Regions from separate parts of the Homo sapiens genome. Here region 1 is linked to region 2. The links are chromatin contacts, found by Hi-C or POLR2A ChIA-PET in ENCODE. All regions are on one chromosome and are shown on one strand. Each heading gives the region's core, a stretch centred on a gene start or an enhancer-like site at or near the end of the contact. The rest is flanking DNA. Distances are from core to core; before and after follow the strand shown. Region 1 overlaps SLCO3A1 (solute carrier organic anion transporter family member 3A1). Region 2 overlaps SLCO3A1 (solute carrier organic anion transporter family member 3A1).

Region 1 (6,099 bases), core at 3,151-5,650, 150 kb after region 2:
CCTCGGCCTCCCAAAATGCTGGGATTATAGGTGTGAGCCACCACACCCGGCCATTTACCCAGATTTGATCATTACACATGATATGCTTGTATCAGAATATCACATGTACCCTATAAATGTGTACAACTATTAGGTATTCATAAAAATTAAAAATAAAATTTTTAAAGAAGAGTTAGGATGAATGGAGACAAACTGGAGTCTCAACTCCAGTTTTTCTGCAAGGAAAAAAGGAGGCTAGGCTAAATAATTCAGTAGAGTTGCCATAACTGTATGGCCGCCTTTCCCAAGTGGCCCCTATTTCCTGCAGTAATTAAGGGGGATCCATGTGCTCAAACCCCTTTATAGCTCTTTTCAAGAAATCATGTTATTTCCTTCTTTTTTTAACAATGTTATTGAGGTATAATTTATATACCATAAAATTCACTCATTTTACGTGCACATTTTACAGAGTTGCACAACCATCACCACCATCTGATATTAAAACATTTACAACTATTCCTGGTTTAAAGTGGAGAAGAAGTTATGTGCTGGTCCTGTTGAGCCCCTCACTGGGAAGTTTAAAAGAAAAAAGGTTTCCTGAGCCTGTTAGGAAAGGCAGTGAGGACACGGCTCAGAGGCCAGGAAGCTCCCAGGAAACTTTCCTTAGATGGAAAGTAGTGAGCTTTCTTACGGGCAACATTCACAAAGGTGAAACCACCAGAGGAGGAGTGGGGACCAGCCACCCTCCATCCTTCCTGTGAGAGTCTCCAGTGTGGGAGCATCCTCAGTGGAGGGCAGGATTTCTTGGAGAAGAAATTCCAAACAGCCTCCAAGCATTAACCTGCTGCATCCCTCTTGAAGGAAGGGGAAGAGAAGAGGCCAGGTCAAGTCTAGATTCCAGAGGGGGAGTTGGTAGAGAGGCCAAGCACTCATAGGATGCCCTCAGGCTCTTCAGGGGAAGAGTGACCCAACGGAAAGAACCTGTTCAAATCCTGGCTTCACCAGTTACCAGCTCTAAGCCTCAGTACCCTCATCTCAAAAATCGGAGAAAATTGTTGTGCTGTTTCTGGCATTTTGACAAAGTGAATGACAATATGCATCCATAGGGTCTGGGATGCTGAACAAACAGCCACAATTTCAGTTATTGTTAAAGAAAACAGCTTCTGAGAAATGCAAAACCTGAACACTCTTGAACAAGACATATCTGGTTTATTGCAAGAAATGAGAATGTGTCTTACTGGTGAGTTCAAGTCCATATTCTTCTATTTACTCTGTTTGTGTGGATCTGGACAGGTTGCTTATAGAAGCCTCTCTGAGCCTCAGTTTCCTTATCCATGAAGTGGGCCTAAGAATAGCGCCTGCCTTGTAGAATTGAGCTGAGGAGCAAATGAGACACCGCACGGACTGTGCTCAGCCAGGGCCCATTGCCTGCCGGGTGCCCTGTCAAGGTTGGCCGTTGTCATCAGTGTCACCATCACTGCTGCCCTCTCTATGGCTGGCAGTGGTGAGGACTTGTTGTGGCCGTGTTTTCAAAGGGACCTTCTGTCCCAGATCCCTTGGGTACCATCACTCAATATTGCAACTTCTCTGTGCGTAGGAAACTCCCTAACTCAAACCTGAAAGGACAGGCCTATGGAGGAGCGTAATGAGAACTCATATGCAGTCCCAGGGTGTCTCAGGGAGTCTTCTGGGAGTTTGCTTCTTCACACCTTGTATGTAAATATTAGGAGAGAAGAGTGAGGGAGTCAGCTAGAGCTTAAATAGGAGAAATGTTGAGGACCAGTCTCACTGATGGCAACCAGGAGGTATGTTTTTGCAGGCCATCATGCCCACTGCTGTGTTGCCACAAACACCCCCTGCTCCCTCAGGCCAAGGGAATAGGAGCCCAGAGCCCTGTACACCATGCAGGGGTAGGAGGATGTTTGCTCCAGCTTTGCATTAAGAAGGGAGATGGATTCCTAGTGATGCCCCAGTGAGGCCAAGTTCGATCCCCTCCTCCCTCTGCTTCCCGTGTGGTTTCTTCAGCCTGGGCTGCCTTGCCCTCACCTCAGCCCTCACGTAGGTCATGTAGCCTACATCCCCGAGGGAGAAGTGAGACTATTCTTACAGCATAGGAAAGTTGACTACGGGAATGACATTAAGAGACTGAACTGGAATCTTTTATCTTTGTCTACTCGTCTTCCTCCTAACACAAATGCACTAGACTTCTTACACATTCACAATCAGGAGAAGTACATGCATGATATAGTAAAGCCATTAACCTGGTGTCAAGTGTTATCAATTGGGTCATTAAATAAGACTCATTAAGCATCGTCTAACTGCAAGTAGATGGTGCTGCACCTTTTGGAACTGGATGTCTAGAGCCAGAAGCGTCAGTGCAGACTACTCTTTGTGGTTTCCCTTGTAGCTACTAGCCGGCTTGGAAGGAATCACACCTATGTTAGTCCTTTTGGGCTCCTGTAACAGAATACCATAAACTGGGCAGCATATAAACAACAGAAATGTATTTGTCATGGTTCTGCAGGCGGGGACGTCCAAGATCAAGACACTTGCAGATTCAGTGTCTCGTGAGGATCAGCTTCTTGATTCATAGACGGCCACCTTCTTACTGTGTCCTCTTCTGCGGGAAGGGGTGAGGCAGCTCCCTGGAGCCTCTTTTTTAAGGGCACTCACCCTATTCATGAGGGCTTCACCCTCATGACCTGATCACCTCGCAAGGACCCCACCTCTTGATACCATTACCCTGGGTATTAGGATTTCAACATGAATTTGGCAAGTAAGAGTGCACAAACGTTCAGACCATAGCAGTACTTGGCCAGGCTACCTCCTAATAATACTGCCAAGCGAAATCAGATGGTGCAGGCGTGATAGAGCGGCACGAAGCTATTTGTGTCTTTCATAATTAGCATGTTTTGAAGGAAAACTTAGCTGTGATAGAGTTAGAAATTAGACTTTTCTGCTCAGCAAATTAGCTCTCAGATTGCAAACCACGTGAGTCCATTCCCCCACCCCCACCTTACTCCCACTTTCAGAGATGAATCAGATGGTTTACTCTGTTCTACTTTCCTCTTCAGAAAAGGGAAGCAGAATCCAAACCTAATTAAGACAGCGTTTCAGCGCTATAACTAAATTCATTCATAGCCCAACCACACTGGGATGCATGAGCTTCCTCTGGCCACTTCATATTGCAAACCTGGTTCAAATAATTATCATTCATCATTTACTCTCAAGTTTAAGTTTCTAGAGAAATTTTTAAAAATTAACCCTGCTCTTCTCATGCTTGCTGGGGCCACAACGCTCCAGTCACTTTGATCAAGACAGCACAGAGGCCTCATACTAAAGCAAGCCTCTGAACATGCTCCTTATTAATTAACAGCTGCAGGCATTTGGAATGTTCTGTCCGAATGGTGTTAACAGCCTCATCCCTTTGGTGGCCAGAACTAGAAAGCAGAAAGATCCCAAGTGAAGCTCCTCTTTTGAGCTACCTGCTAGCTCCCACCACTCACGCAGGCTTTGGACTCACCTGCCCTGTCACTCACAGCTGTGTGACACTGGACATTCAGAACCTCTCTGTGCCTCATTCGCCCCACCTGTAACACGCTGGGTCACACAACTCCTTCACACGGTGATGATTCCTAGAGATTCATGAATATTTGGAGATTCCTACTCTGTGCTAGGCACTGTGCTGGGCGATAGGGAGACAAAGAGAAATAAGACCGAGGTTCTTCCCCTCAATAACTCCATGCTCCAAATCAGTGCTTCTCATTCAAGGGCTCCCCCCGCCCCCCCCCCGCCACCCCCCACTCCCCCCAGGGGACATTTGCCAATAGCTGGAGATAATTTTGGTTGTCATGATGGGAGATAGAGGGTGCTACCAGGATCTAACAGGCAGGTGCCTGGGATGCTGCTGAACATCCTACAATGCCCAGAACAGCCCCATGCCAGGAATTACTCACTTTGTCATGTCAGTAGTGCTGAGGTTGAGGAACCCTGATCTAACAGACCAATCCAGATAGATACGCAGATAATTTCAGTGCAGTGTGATAGGAGTTACGAGAATTAAATAAAATATTTTATGTACAGGGGCCAAGACTTGGTAGTTCTCACTGAAAGGTCATGCCCTTCATGCAGTGACCTGCTTCTGCAAGGACTTATGTTGGTAGCAAACAGCCAGAGAAAGAAGGCAGTCTTTGCATTCACTACGCAAGGGAGGTGTCACTCCAGGTGACCTAAACCTGGCTTGTGTGATCCAGTCCTGCCTCTTGCTTCCAGCTCTGTCAAAATCCCTGCCCGTCTACAGGTTACCAGGACCTTGGGGGCAGAGGGATCCCAGAATGAGAGCTGGACCTGCTGGGGGAGGAGGCAACCTTCAGCATTGAGTATTCCTTTGCACTTGCCCTTCCCTCTCATCTGAACACTCCCATCCCTCACTCGAGCTCTGCTGGGGAAAATGATGAATGAGTCACGAAGTGAATCACTGGGGAAAGCCCTCCCCGGGAGCTGTGGCTGAGAACCCACCCAGGCGACATAACTTCCTGGTTCCTTTCTTGCCTCTCCCCACAAAAGATTAAAAATAAAACGGGAAATAGTTAAGATGACTTGCTGCAGTAACTTTTATACTTTTATAATAAGAAAGTGAAAATGTTTAAAGAAGCCAAACTGGTAGGCTACCCGAATTAGGTCGAGCACGATGAAGACTCTATTCTGTTGCGTTGGCATCAGGCTCGTTCAGAACCGACTGCTTCAAGCAAGTCATTCTCCCAAAGAGGCGGAGGCAGGGTGGAAAGAAAACGTGAGCCTAAATTGAAATATCCAGGGCCTTAAGAAATCACTCACGCTCTCTGAGCATCTCGAAGTTTCCTGGCTTTCAAAATGGGTTTGATGGCACCTCGTACCATTGTTTGGAGGGTAAAGGAGTTCAGGCATGTGAAGGGACTTCGAAAGTTAAACAGCCTTGTACAATTATTGCTAAATGTTGGGGACAGGATAATAGCATTGTAGCTTTGTTTTCATCTTTCAAAAACATGTCTTGAAATAATTACGGAGGGTCGGGTGCGGTGGCTTACGCCTGTAATCGCAGCACTTTGGGAGGCCAAGGTGGGCAGATCACCTGAGGTTAGGAACTCGAGACCAGCCTGGCCCACATGGGGAAACCCCATCTCTACTAATAATACAAAAATTAGCCAGGTGGGATGACGCATGCCTGTAATCCCAGCTACTCAGGAGGCTGAGGCAGGAGAATTGCTTGAACCCCAGGAGGTGGAGGTTGCAGTGACCCAAGATCAGGCCACTACACTCCAGTCTGGGTGACAGAGCAACACTCTAGACTTTTTTTTTTTTTTTTTTTGAGACAGAGTTATGGAGGAAATGATATTCGGGATTTGCTTTAACATAAGGATGGAGGAGTGGGAGGGGGCAGAGATGGAACCCTGACTGTGAGTTGATGATGGTTGTGACTAGTGAGAGGTATCTGTGCCTTCATTCTTCTAGTCTATTCTCTCTACTTTTAAATTTGAATTTCCACCATTTAAAAACATCTGTTAGATATTTTAGGTATACTGAACTATATACTTAAAAATGGTTAAGATGGTAAATTTTATGTTATGGACATTTTATCACAATTAAATATATATATACACATCCCTCTTTTAAAGTCAGTAATTGAGATCAGCAATATATATGAGGCACAAGGAACACAGAAAAGCAATCATATGAGAGGGAAAAAGAGAAAGCCAGGATTAAAGGGGCATAGCTCTTTTGCCCCCTTTTCTGGGAATTTGTTAAGTACAACCACTGAAAGAAGCAGGACTCTCCCTGGCTGGAGGACTAGAGAGTGAGCAGGAACTTTGGCCAGGACGTTGGAAATACCCTCCTGGGGGCACGTGACCTGAGATGGTTGAGGAGCGGTTGGGTGCTGCATGCATGCGAGGCCGGTGCCTGCCAGGGAGCGTGAGGATGAAGACAGGTTGCCCAAGCCTGGAGAGGCCCACTGTCTGCAGGGCAAGCATTCAGAGAGCACACCAGCACACCATCCTCGCATTTGGCAGCGAGCAAGGCAAATGAAGACACAGGACAGTGTGGAGGGCTCTGCATGCTGGGCTGTAGTTTGGACTTGGAAAC
Region 2 (5,997 bases), core at 745-3,244:
GGTTTGGAAGCAGGACACACCGAAATGCAGATTTTTCTCTGTGTCTTTCTGGCCCAGCTTTGGAGTAGACGCGTTTACTGAACACGGATGTTGCACGCGGATGTTCTGGCTGGCTGTGAGCAGGCTCTGGGCAGGAAAGATGGAAGGAATGCGCCTCTCCATTCAGAGGATGGAGCACCAGTGAGCCTAGTCACCAGCTACCTATGGAACAAAGGGGAAGAGAAAACGGCTCAGGCCAGAGATGGTTAGGGGTTTCCATTATTACCTGAGAGTGGTTATGGTGGAGGAAGGGAAACTAAGGTAATCATTTTTCTTTCATTGCCTTAAGTCTTGAGTGAAAGCCGCTCCACGTGAGTTTTTTGCACACCAGATCATGGACTACAGCATGTAGCCACAAAGGTCTCCTGAGGTCCACCCTCTGACTTGACTGATGTCACCCTAGGGCTCTGGGAGAGTTGTTTTCTGGTAGGAATAACAGGAAGTAGATCAATCAGAGCACAGGGAATGAAATGGGGAGTGAAAACCTGAATTGTTGTCTCTGCTGATAGAATCAAGTAGAAAAATTTCTCCCCAGAGTCACCCCTGAAGTCCTAACAGTGCTGTATCACTTCTGCCTGGGGCTTCCAGCCGTAGTCACTGAACCCTCTTCTGGAAGTGTCTCCTGATGAGTTAAGCTGTGCTGTTTCCCCACACTGGGTGAGGGTTGGTTTGAATGTGCCAAAAGCTTTATGGTGAGGAAGCACTTTGGTTTGGGACATGGGGGTGTGGGAGGTGGAGGCGTGGACAGTAGGGCTGATCATTTGAGGCAGAAGGCCTTCTTGAATTCTGAGGCCTTGTCTGTGGGATTTGCATTGAGTCTTTGGTAGGAAGAACTATTCAGCCAAATTTCTATTTGGTCACCCCATTCCTCTGTGATAAGTCTGAGTTGGGGGAGTGTCTCTTTGCATGACATACGAACATCTTGGTGGCTCTGTTACATATGGCCAGATTCCAAAACATCGTAGCCCATGCCATGGAGATGATAGTTCTGGGTTTCTCTGCACTGGTTTACATGGGTTTGTGTTTATCGGGATCAGGAGAGGACAAGTCTTTTGCATAGATTGGCCTCAATAGGGGGCCTTTTATTCCATATGTGGTTTATTCTCCAGGTATAATTTAAGATCATAGCATATGCAGAGTATAACTGGTTCATTTATTTATTGTATGAGCTATAAAAAAAGTGTTTGTGGTAGTGAGAATATTTCAGAGTTTATCTCCTCTAATATGGCACTAGTTCCTGAAGCCACTTAACTTTACTTCACAGTATTTGGGGTAGCCCACTGAACAGGATTGATATAAAATTCTGGCCTCTTAACTCCCTGAAGAGGAGGAAAGTCTCAAGGGACTGATGCTGGGACTGTAGGTGTAACTGTATATCCATCGGGGAGGAATAACATGTGTACCCCTGGTTCCAGCTCCTGCAGAGTTGGTCTAGAGAGGGGCCCACAACCAATTGTCTGGTCATATGCCTAAATCGTGACACTATAGTGGAGATTGAAAGGATTCTAAATATGGCATGTGTAAAACACCAGCTTGTTCTTGAGCTGAGCCTTCCCTTTGGGTGTCAGCAGGGAACAGAATGATCAACATGCACAGCTCAGGCTGCAGATCAGTGGTGATGACACCTGCCCCGGGTCACCCGCATTGTGGGTCACTAGATGGGTGCTGTTTGTACATCGGTGGCCGTGTCGTAGCTTCCACTACAACCCAGGGCAAAGTGAAGCATTCCATCTTGAATCAAGCCGATATTTTCCACTGAAATGACTTACTTGCTTTGGCCTCTTGTGGCTGAGCCGCTGCCAGATTCCTGGATTCCTGGATGGGCTATTCACAAGGGGCTCCTCTGGCTGGCACCATTCTTCAGCCCGTCCTTTCCAGTGTGGGAGGGAGCCAAGGGAGCTCATTACCAGGGGACAAAACTGGATGAATGGGGACTCGGCTCTGCTGGCAGGCTTTCACTGCGGCATCATGCGGCACCCGGACTCACAGTGCAGCCAGACGGTGACCCGTGGGTGGCACGTGGCACTCTTTGTTCCTAGAGTGACTACATGGGCGCAGTGGCAGTGGAGACCACTGGGCCCCTACTGAGGTCGGAGAATCCATTCTTTGGGAGTCTAGTCATGCCTCTAGCTCCATGTTGTGATCTTCCATTAGCCCAGTTTTCTTAGCTGTCCTTCTGTTTCTCTAAGTTCAGAACACAAGTCGTATTTGCTTTTTATGAAAGTGTAAGTAGGATGATGGAATGGGCTTACTGTGCCCTTTCATTAGGTTGCCCCCCTTTTTTTTTTCAAGGAGGAAAAGGTGAAATGGGAGTACTAAAGATTTCTCAATAACTTTATTCCTAGTTAAAAAGCATTACATGTTCACCGTTTACAATTTTGAATATGTAGAAAAAGAATAATTAGAGAATATTGTAGCTTTATGGTGTACACAATTCTATTCTCTCTTCTGCATTAGCATGCTTTTCTATGAAAATGTGTTCAAGATAAATGATGTTTTGTGTAATTTCATTTCTCTTACTATTTCATGAGCATTTGTTTGTTACTATTCTATGACATTGCTGCATATATAATCCCTTCTGAATATATACGACAATATTTAATACTTTCTATAGTTGGACATGGATTTTTAAAATATTTGCTGTTTTAAACAAAGCAGATAGGTAAACTGTGATTCCGAGAGGTTGAGTAACTTACCCAAGCTCATTTACCTGGATAGGGCTGGGCTGTGGGTCTGAAAGTGATGCTTATTTCAGGTATGTCTGGGATCTGCTCACGAGGCTGGGATGGGAGCTCAAGGGTGGTGCACGGTCCAGGGAGTCAGGTGCAAGCCAGGGCATTCCACGAGACAGCCCGAAGCCTCCTGGGCATACAAATTGCAGCAGGAGCCAGGAAGGTGGGAAGACAGCAGTGTGTCTGGAGTCCAAGGAGAGAGGTGCTGCTGAAATGGAGAATGAGTGTCAGAGCCAGAATGGAGTATTGGAGGTAGGATGGAGAGAGAGGAAGGTGGTCCTAGCTAACGGTTCAGGTCTGAGTTCTGTAAAGAGGTTGCACCCCTGTTTCATAGTGCTTTGAGCTGAGATGGCTGCAAATCAGACCTTAGACATCTGGGGCAGGAGCAACTGATCTGTTGCATCTTTCGCTCAGCTCTTTCCAGCAGTGTGGGCGCCATACCTTCACATGCCATTCATTCTGTTTTTTGAACCGCAGTAACCACTAGGAGGTTTTTTTAAGTGTTGTGTTAGAAATAGGCCACCTTACAACTTCCCATACCCTGGGTTCTGGTTATGCCCTCTGGATCTACCATGAATAATCCCTATCCCTCTTCCATATTTTGATGGCTCCCCAAATAGTTGAGCACTAACCTTTCATGGGTAGGCGGATGGTATCTAAAGCTTAGTTAGCTCTTCGGAGCTAAGACCTTTGCTCCATGCTTGATGGATTTCCTACCATACTTCCTTCTTAAGAGGGATGCCAAGGGCTGGGGAGCTCATTACCAGAGGACAAAACCAGATGAATGGGGGATGTGGGATATGGCGTTGTATTAGTTTGCTAGGGCTGCCCTAAGCAAACACCACAGACTGGGAGGCTTAAATGACAGAAGGATATTTTCTTATAGTTTTAGAGGCTGGAAGTCTAAGATTAAGGTGCCACAGGGTTGGCGTCCTCTGAGGTCTCATTCCTTGAATTTCAGATGGTTGCCTTCTACCTGTGTCCTCACGTGGTCTTCCCTCTGCATACACATCCCTGGTCTCTCTGTGTATCCAATTTACTCCTCTTACAAGGTCGCCAGTCACATTGGTTTAAACCCACCCATATTAGCTCATTTAACCTTAATTGCCTCTTTAAAGGATCTATCTCCAAATATAGTCAGTCACATGCTGATGTACTGGGGGTTAGGGCTTCAATATATGAATCTGGGGGAAGGAACACTATTCAGCCCATAACAGACACCAAAGAGATTAGTACCAAACCAAGACTACACTCCTGCCTCTTTGCCAAAAGTTTTCGGTAAGGAGCTGTATTGTAATTTTTCTCTCTAAGTACTTGAGGAATTGATGATATAGTTTTTTTTTTAAATAACTTTTAAAAATTACAGAATCACAAGTTGTGGCAAAATACAGGAAAGTCCCCTGTATCCTTCTTCCTGTTTCCCCTGCTGTTGATGTCATGGTAACTATCACACAGTAGCAAAACCAGGAAGTTAACATTGCTGTGATCCATAAAATTTATTCAGATTTCTCTTTTTTTTTTTTTTATTCTTTTTTGACATGAAGTCTCACTCTGTCACCCAGGCTGGAGCACAGTGGCGCCATCTTGGCTCACTGCTGCCTCTGCCTCCTGGGTTCAAGTGATTCTCGTGCCTCATCCTCCCGAGTAGCTGAGATTATAGGTGCCTGCCACCACACCCGGTTACTTTTTTTTTTGTATTTTTAGTAAAGACAGGGTTTCGTCATGTTGTCCAGGCTGCTCTCGAACTCCTGACCTCAAGTGCTCCGCCTGCCTCGGCCTCCCAGAGTGCTGGAATTACAGGCATGAGCCACTGCGCCCGGCCAAGATTTCTCCAGTTTTATATGTGCTCATTTGTGTGTCTGTGTATAGTTCTGTGCAATTGTATCAAATGTGGATGATGCAGTTTTAAGAATGCAGATTGGGATCAAGATGAAACCAGATAATTTTGAGTTGTGTGTGTTAGGCAGACACACGCGCGTGCACGCACACACACACACGGCACAGAGACAGGCTGGCAGATTCTCCTGAGGATGGATGTTCTGGAGAGAATGGGAGCTGGCCAGCGGAAAGGGGTTCTTTGAGAAGGGAGGCTTTGCTGTTTGCCTGAATACACAGAACAAGTGCTCTAACTCAGGAGGCACACGTATTAGACACAAAAATGTGTCACGTTTTCTTTGTTTATCACTTATCCTGAACCCCAGTGCAGCCCTCTGTGTTTCCGTTAATAATGCAAAGAGAATAATTCTCAGATTTCATCTGCCAAGTGTTTGATTAGTACGAAGGGCCCCCGAATACTGGCCAGCAACCAAAGAGAACCAAATTTCCTTTCAGAGCCCTGGGAGCAAAGAGTTATTTGCCTCTGATGAGTTTTTATTTTAACTTGACATTGGGTAAAATGTGTTTTAACTCTCCAAAGAACGTGGATTGGGTATGGATCAAATATACTGTGACTGAAGTTCATCTGAAAAAATAATTAAAAAGCCATCTCTCGTGGGAGCAAGCATTGCTCATTATATTCTTGCAACTTCATTGATATTGAAGTTTCCTTCGTTAATTTCTTTTTCTAAAATAAATGGCACTATAAAAGTGGTCAGTTTGTTTTGGCCATATTCCATTCCCTCTCCCCAGCTGCTGGTCGCATGCCATTTTCAGTGTGTTTGTAGCAGCCTGCTAGGAAACAGCCTGTGGCTCTTACCTGGTGCTTCCATATTGCCTGGGCTGATAGGTGTTTCTCATTCATTCGCAGCCACTCATAACTCATGCCCTGTGGTTCATGGCATCACCGCTGTGCCTGCTGCCTGGGTGACCTTTGGACAAGACTCTGTGGGCTCTGGAGCCCAACAGTCTTGAAATTGAAATCCTGGCCCCTCCACGACTCCTGGGTTTTGGATGAGTTTCCAATTGCCCTGAGACTTTTGCCTTTTCAGTAAAATGGTCTGGTCTACCTGGCCAGGCTTTCCATGAACGTCAGGTGTCCTGTACACGGTGGGGATCAGTAAATGCTGCCCTTTTCATCCTTATGGTCATAGCATCTCCATTTCCAGATGTAGAAATTAAGGCACAGATGGATACATGACTGAACTGTTTAAACGCAGGAGCAGATCTTTGGACAAGAGCCCTTGGAACCTGATTTTCAGCCTGGGATGTGATCCATCTTATAGAGCTGAGAATAGCAACCTCTTCAGTCCTGAATTAAACCAGCAGCGCTCTTCTTTTCCTGAAGACC

Evidence for each region. Hi-C counts contacts between places; a loop is a spot of excess contacts on that map. ChIA-PET counts read pairs that join two places held with the same protein, here RNA polymerase II (POLR2A). Pooled maps may share reads with other maps.
Region 1: a pooled map shows a loop between it and region 2 (2.3-fold over the local background). The contact joins two enhancer-like sites. A Hi-C loop is called at or near these places in 1 of 168 maps with a recorded cell type or tissue (aorta), 1 of 37 single-sample maps with no recorded cell type and 1 of 50 pooled maps. POLR2A ChIA-PET finds 5 or more read pairs at or near these places in 2 of 52 experiments (activated T-cell and naive thymus-derived CD4-positive, alpha-beta T cell).

The regions. Positions count from the first base shown.
Region 1 is chr15:92,065,336-92,071,434 of GRCh38, forward strand. All of the region lies in intron 2 of SLCO3A1 (solute carrier organic anion transporter family member 3A1), which reads left to right. Among named protein-coding and RNA genes, the nearest start is that of SLCO3A1, 210 kb to the left of the region's middle. Within about 2 kb of position 4,401, at least 11 of the 41 ENCODE cell types and tissues checked have a DNase peak (open chromatin) inside an H3K27ac peak, as active enhancers do.
Region 2 is chr15:91,917,442-91,923,438 of GRCh38, forward strand. All of the region lies in intron 2 of SLCO3A1 (solute carrier organic anion transporter family member 3A1), which reads left to right. Among named protein-coding and RNA genes, the nearest start is that of SLCO3A1, 67 kb to the left of the region's middle. Within about 2 kb of position 1,995, at least 6 of the 41 ENCODE cell types and tissues checked have a DNase peak (open chromatin) inside an H3K27ac peak, as active enhancers do.